2 separate regions of the Homo sapiens genome follow, and region 1 is linked to region 2. Evidence: chromatin contacts called from ENCODE Hi-C or POLR2A ChIA-PET data. All regions are on one chromosome and are shown on one strand. Each heading gives the region's core, a stretch centred on a gene start or an enhancer-like site at or near the end of the contact. The rest is flanking DNA. Distances are from core to core; before and after follow the strand shown. Region 1 holds the start of ANXA2R (annexin A2 receptor). Region 2 overlaps GHR (growth hormone receptor).

What was found. Hi-C counts contacts between places; a loop is a spot of excess contacts on that map. ChIA-PET counts read pairs that join two places held with the same protein, here RNA polymerase II (POLR2A). Pooled maps may share reads with other maps.
Region 1: a loop to region 2 is called in a map of K562, with 4 times the contacts of the local background. The contact joins the promoter of ANXA2R here to the enhancer-like site in region 2. A Hi-C loop is called at or near these places in 1 of 168 maps with a recorded cell type or tissue (K562) and 2 of 50 pooled maps. POLR2A ChIA-PET finds 5 or more read pairs at or near these places in 1 of 52 experiments (activated B cell).

What each region holds. Positions count from the first base shown.
Region 1 is chr5:43,039,003-43,041,702 of GRCh38, forward strand. It overlaps ANXA2R (annexin A2 receptor), which reads right to left and starts at 1,317. Exons shown (of 1, transcript NM_001014279.3): 1 at 369-1,317. The coding sequence starts at 1,044. The coding sequence ends at 463. All of the region lies in intron 2 of ANXA2R-OT1 (ANXA2R overlapping transcript 1), which reads right to left. RefSeq lists enhancers at 199-739, 431-480, 501-910, 921-970, 2,626-2,700 and a silencer at 1,311-1,580.
Region 2 is chr5:42,580,601-42,583,300 of GRCh38, forward strand. All of the region lies in intron 2 of GHR (growth hormone receptor), which reads left to right. Among named protein-coding and RNA genes, the nearest start is that of GHR, 160 kb to the left of the region's middle. Within about 2 kb of position 1,396, at least 2 of the 41 ENCODE cell types and tissues checked have a DNase peak (open chromatin) inside an H3K27ac peak, as active enhancers do.

The DNA.
Region 1 (2,700 bases), core at 67-2,566, 460 kb after region 2:
AAAAGAAAGACCGCTGTTAAAAATAAAATTAACAATTAAAATTAAAAAGACGTTATAATAACGTAAAAGACATGATATAAAATTAAATGTAAACAAACAATACATTTAAAAAGCAATAATTAGAAAAATAGTAGGAATAAGATTTTAAAATACAATGGAAAAAAACAAATTTTAAATTTGCCAAAAACTCTAAGAATTCTACAATCGTAAAATAGATTTCTCAAAGTGAAAACAGATACGAATGAAATATTTAATGAAATAAATACAAATATTTAAAATACAAGGAAACTGAAAGTAATAAGCGACGCGAAACAAGAAAGAAACATAAGGGAAAAAGAGAATTTAAAAACTGACAACCAGCAATGAAAGCACATCTTAATGTATTTTTATTTTCTAGGTGGAGACGTTTGGTAACTGAGAATCTTTTCAAGGAGGAGAATCCAAAAAGCCTTCTGCTGCTATCTAAGGCTGCTTAGCTCCACAGATCCGTGAACAGCACGCCCAGAGTACAGAGAACGCGGCAAAACCAACGCGAAGAATCCACTCCAGGCAGTCTGAGAAACCCGGGAGGTGGCGCCACGGCTGGAGGGCAGGAGGATGGCGGCGTTCCAAAAGGCACCCGCTGTCACAGACCTCGGTGTCCTGCTGTCTGTCCCAGGGATGGAGAGGACTGCTCCAGGGAAGCTGCTGGAGCCTGAGTCTGTCGGGTTCCTCTGCCTGCCCCACCTCTTCTACGGGTGCCTCTTGCTGCTTCTGTGTCCCCGGCCAACTGAACTCAGTGGGCTTCGCTGTACTTGGTTCCAAGGTGCTCTGGACTCCAGGAGAGAGTCCGTTTTGCCAGTAGACTCCGGGCAGCCGCCAGCAAGGGCTGGAAAGCAGTCCCAAATCACAGCTGTCCAGTGAGTACTCTCCTAGTACTGGATACAAAGGAAGAGGCCACGGCCCACGATCTTCTGAACTCACAATAGGTGGAGGCTGGGGCTCTGGCGCCACCTCTGCGGAATCCCAAGCCCGCTTCACACAGCCAAGAAAATGTTGCTCCATCCCTCAAGCCTCAGACCAACGTTTGCGCTGATCAAGGAGGGAGAGTCTCTGCACTACCATCAGCCTGAGTATTTATGCTCTGCAGAGCCCGTGGGCGGAGGCCAGTCAGATATTAAGAAACTCAGTAGTAACAAATGCACGAAAATTAGTAGACAAATGAAAAACGATAACATTTTAGAGAGTACATAGAACCAAAACGAACCGTAATTCCGACAGAAAAACATGGCGAGAAAAGAAACCGAAATGAAATGACACTAAGCAAATCTTGAAGAGAACTAGCGCTACAGAACGCAGGTATTCAAGAGCGCGCAAGGGCCAAGAACCACCCGTTTCCGGGAAATGAGCGTTGCTGCCACCGGAAAACTGTCTGCTAGGGCTCTGCCCTAACCACCTTGCAAACGAGAAACTGGCGCGTTGAACTTAGCAAGCGCCGGCACCTAGCGGATAGCGCTGGTATTGCCAAACAAATATCCGTTTTGGCGCCGTAAAGGGTGCTGCTAAAGAGAAACAGCATGCTCTTAGAACTAAGAGCGGTGCTTCCACACCTAAACAACCTGTTTGGAGGAATGAACCAACTCTGTTTCAATGTGTTGTACCAGAAAAATGTGTTGCGGCATTTAATGTGTTTTAATCCGTTCAATGTGTTTGATAGGTTTAATATGTTTTAACCCGTTTTAATGGGTTGTGACAGAAAAAGCGCCGGCTAATGGTACCACACAATTACTAGTGCGAACAGCGGCTCGGTGCAATCACCGTTCTGCACGGCAAAACGGGGTTCAGGAAGTTCCTAGGAGATACTAGCGGTTGTAGGAGCGAAAAAGTGACAGCACTGAGAACCTAAGGACCCCGCGAACGGGAAATGTCACGTTGGGTGCAGCAACTGAGAAAACGCCCAGTGGGCGCCACTGGCAAACGTGCTGATACAAAACCGCCAGCTCTGCATAGGAAGCGGAGCCTCCAGACAGAACCCGGAACCTGATACCAGCGAGGCTAAGACCGAGCTCGGCTCCCCGGCTCCTGAGAGAATGAAAGTCAAGAAGCACGAATCTGAGACGCTCAAAATTAGAAGAAAAAAAAAATACATAATTTAAAATAATGAAAGTCTGAAATGCAAGTAAAAATGAAAAACACATCGGTAACATTGTCCTCAGAGCAAGACACAAAAATAATTTTAAGGTAAGCAAAAGTTACAGAGAACCAACCCTACAAAGAAGAAATTACAAATATGGCTAAGCGATGCAATGCCTACCATTAGAATATTTCTGTCAGATCTAAACCCCTGCAGGTTGCTCCTGTCATAATTTCCTACGAGAAAAAAAACAAAAATATCCACGGTTAAACGTGTTTAGCTACGTCTAAAAAATCGTAGTAGCTGGTACATCCCGATTTGGTCTACAAGAGGAAAAAGTCTCGATGGGCAGGACTTGCTATTGTCAAAGGGAGCTTGGTAAAACTGAGACATCGCGATCGCCGGCATTTCCTGACTTCCACGGGAGTTTTAAAAACACACAAGCATAGCTAAGACAGGACTCGATATTGCGAAACCAAACTTGGTATAAGAGCTCCCAACACTGCTAAACTGGTCATCGCTAAACCTTTAAAAAAAAAAAAAAAGCATTCGCTGGTACCCAGATTTCCACAGGAGTTAAACATTTC
Region 2 (2,700 bases), core at 146-2,645:
AGTCCTCACTGTTTACTGATGAGGAAGCCGAGGCCCAGAGAATTAAACGATGTAGCCAAGATTTCAAGCAGTTACTGTCAGAGGTAGGACCAAGACACACAACCTCCTTCTCTAGTGTGTTTTTCTCAATCGGTTGGCATTTAACAGCAAGTGTTTTAGTTGAAAAAATTTATTTGAAAATCTGTTTGAAACATGACAAAATAGGAAATACCTGCTTATTCCCTCACTGCAGAGTGGTCCTCAGCAGAAAGAAGATTTTGAAGTTTATGAATTATGTTCAGACAAGACCCTTATAAAATCACTCTCCTCTCTCCAGTGGCAGAAGCGTGGCCCCTGACTCCTCACCCACCTTCATTCATCTTTCGTATTCCTTGAAAATTACCACTGAGTATTTTCCTTCTGCTTCCTGCAGCACCAGCAGAAAAGATGAGGATGCGTCTCTTGATTGCCATTACAAATCTCTTTCTTATGCTTGTTTCCATTCTTATTCTGCACATAACTTGGACTTGGCCATCATTCTTAGAGCTCCTCTAAATTGTTTGATTAAAAGATTGTTTATAAGTCCAGAGTCAGAACGGAATTGAAAAGGCACTGCACATTATGATGGAGAGGAATAAACTCCAGTCAAAAGTCATGGCTTCTGGACTCACCACCCTAAGGCAGCCTCACTGGAACTTGCTTTTCCAACTGTCAGTGGAGTTTTAGAATTTTCCTACTTGCAAGCTTGTTGTGAGGATTAAACGGTTAAGAGAGATTGTGTCTGTTATGGAATTGTGAAAACTGTAAGTTGCAGTCCACACTGTAGAAATCTTAGTTACCTCTGCCCTTTCTTTCTCTAGAGACAGGTTGCTAGTGGAATAGACAAGTTTGCCATTAATTTGAAGGTTGCATTAAGCATATATTATGTTAGTGAAGTTGGTCTTCTGAAAGTTGGAAGGGACCTCAGAGGTCCTGTATTAGACCAACTGTGGCTGTTCCTTAGAATAAGCTGGAAGTTTTCTGAAAAATACAAATTCTGAAGCCTCATACATAGAGATTCTGATGTGGAAGATCTGGAATTGATGGCAGCAGCGGCCCATCTGGAGCCGCTGCTGTGAAGATGCCGGCTGTAGTGGGGGAGGTGCGGCTGTGGTTGTGCCCTCCACAGAGCTGCCAGGTGGGAAGCCTGACCCTTCTGAGTTGGCAGGTCTGAAGCCCAGTGCTCTTCAGGCACAGTTGCAGCTGCCCATCTGTGCCTCTAGACCTGGGCATCCCCGTGCTCTCGGGGGCCCAGGAAGCACCCCCTGCTCCTGCAGGCTTGGAAGTGCCTGCTATCACTCCCTGGCCTCTCCCTGCACCTGCACCCAGCACCCGCTCCGGGGTGAAGCAAAGTCATGGCCAAGCCTGGATGCTGTCATGACCTGGTCAGGTGTGCACACACTCGGAGCAGTGCTGACACACCAGCCCCCTGGCACATAGGCACTCTCTGGACTTTGGACACCAACCAGCATGGGAGGGAGACTGAGAGGGCACTAAGGGGTGGTTCAGCGCAGGCCTGCAGGCGCCCCTTGGCATGAACAGCCTGGGTGCTGTGGATGACATGTAGATGGTGGCAGAAGGCAGACAGGCTCCTGGGCAGAAAGAGGCCAGTCCCCAGTGAAGCTCCACCTTCAAGCCAGGGATGGCCGGAAGCCTTGTGGCTGAGCTATCAGTTCCAGGTGGAGTCCTTGGCTGGGAGTGAGAACTTATGGTGCTTTATCCAGGCCTTCCCATAGCCACCCATGGACCAATAAGCACACCCTTCCTCCCTTCTGATCTCATAAAATCCCTGGACTTATCCAAACTCGGGCAGATGTCGGGATGACCTGCCTATGGATAAGAGCTACCCACTTCAGGTCTCCTGAGAACTGTACTGTCACTCAGTAAAGTATTTCTTCACCTTGCTCACCTTCCAGTTGTCTGTGTATCTCATTCTTCCTGGATGTGGGACAAGAACTCAGGACCCACTTAATAGCAGGACTGAAAGAGCTGTAACACGAACAGGGCTGAGACATGCCTTCCCTGCCCACCACATTGTAGGTGACAAGAACAGAAGAGCTACAGCCCTTTGGGGAGCCCAGACCTGTGTGACACCCTCTTTGGGGGCTCTGCGGTTTCTGTCATCTCCATGCTCCCAGGCGTCACCACATTCCCCTCGTCCAGATGCAGTTGCCCACGGTGGAAGCCATTTGCGTACATCAGATGCAGCCGCAGGCTTGCATGGAGCTGGTGCCTGTGCTGGTGCCTGGAGCTGCTCACCCCACCACGGCAGCTGGTGTACCTGGCTGTACACAGTGGCTGAACCCCATGCTTACCCACTCACGTATCCCTCATTGCTCCACGCCTGGCTTGCCCTTGGCAGGCATGGGGTCCAGGCTGGTAGCGCAACCCGAGCATAGCCTACCAGGCCGTTGGCAGAACAAGCCCATTGGGCCCGAGCAAAACTTGGGCAAATGTGCCACCAGCCACAAAAAGGAAACACAAAAGTTTCCAGCTGGAAAAGCAAGACCTGAAGAATCCTGCAACAGAATGATGCTCTGGAGTGTTTTCTGTGTTAGGTGTGCTTGTTTGTTTGACTAAACCTCCAAACATGAGTCTGAAGATTAACCAGTTTGGGAAGCCTTGCTTCAGCTTTCTACTGACATTAAACTCCTTCTCCTCTCCCATTTCTGTCTTCACTTA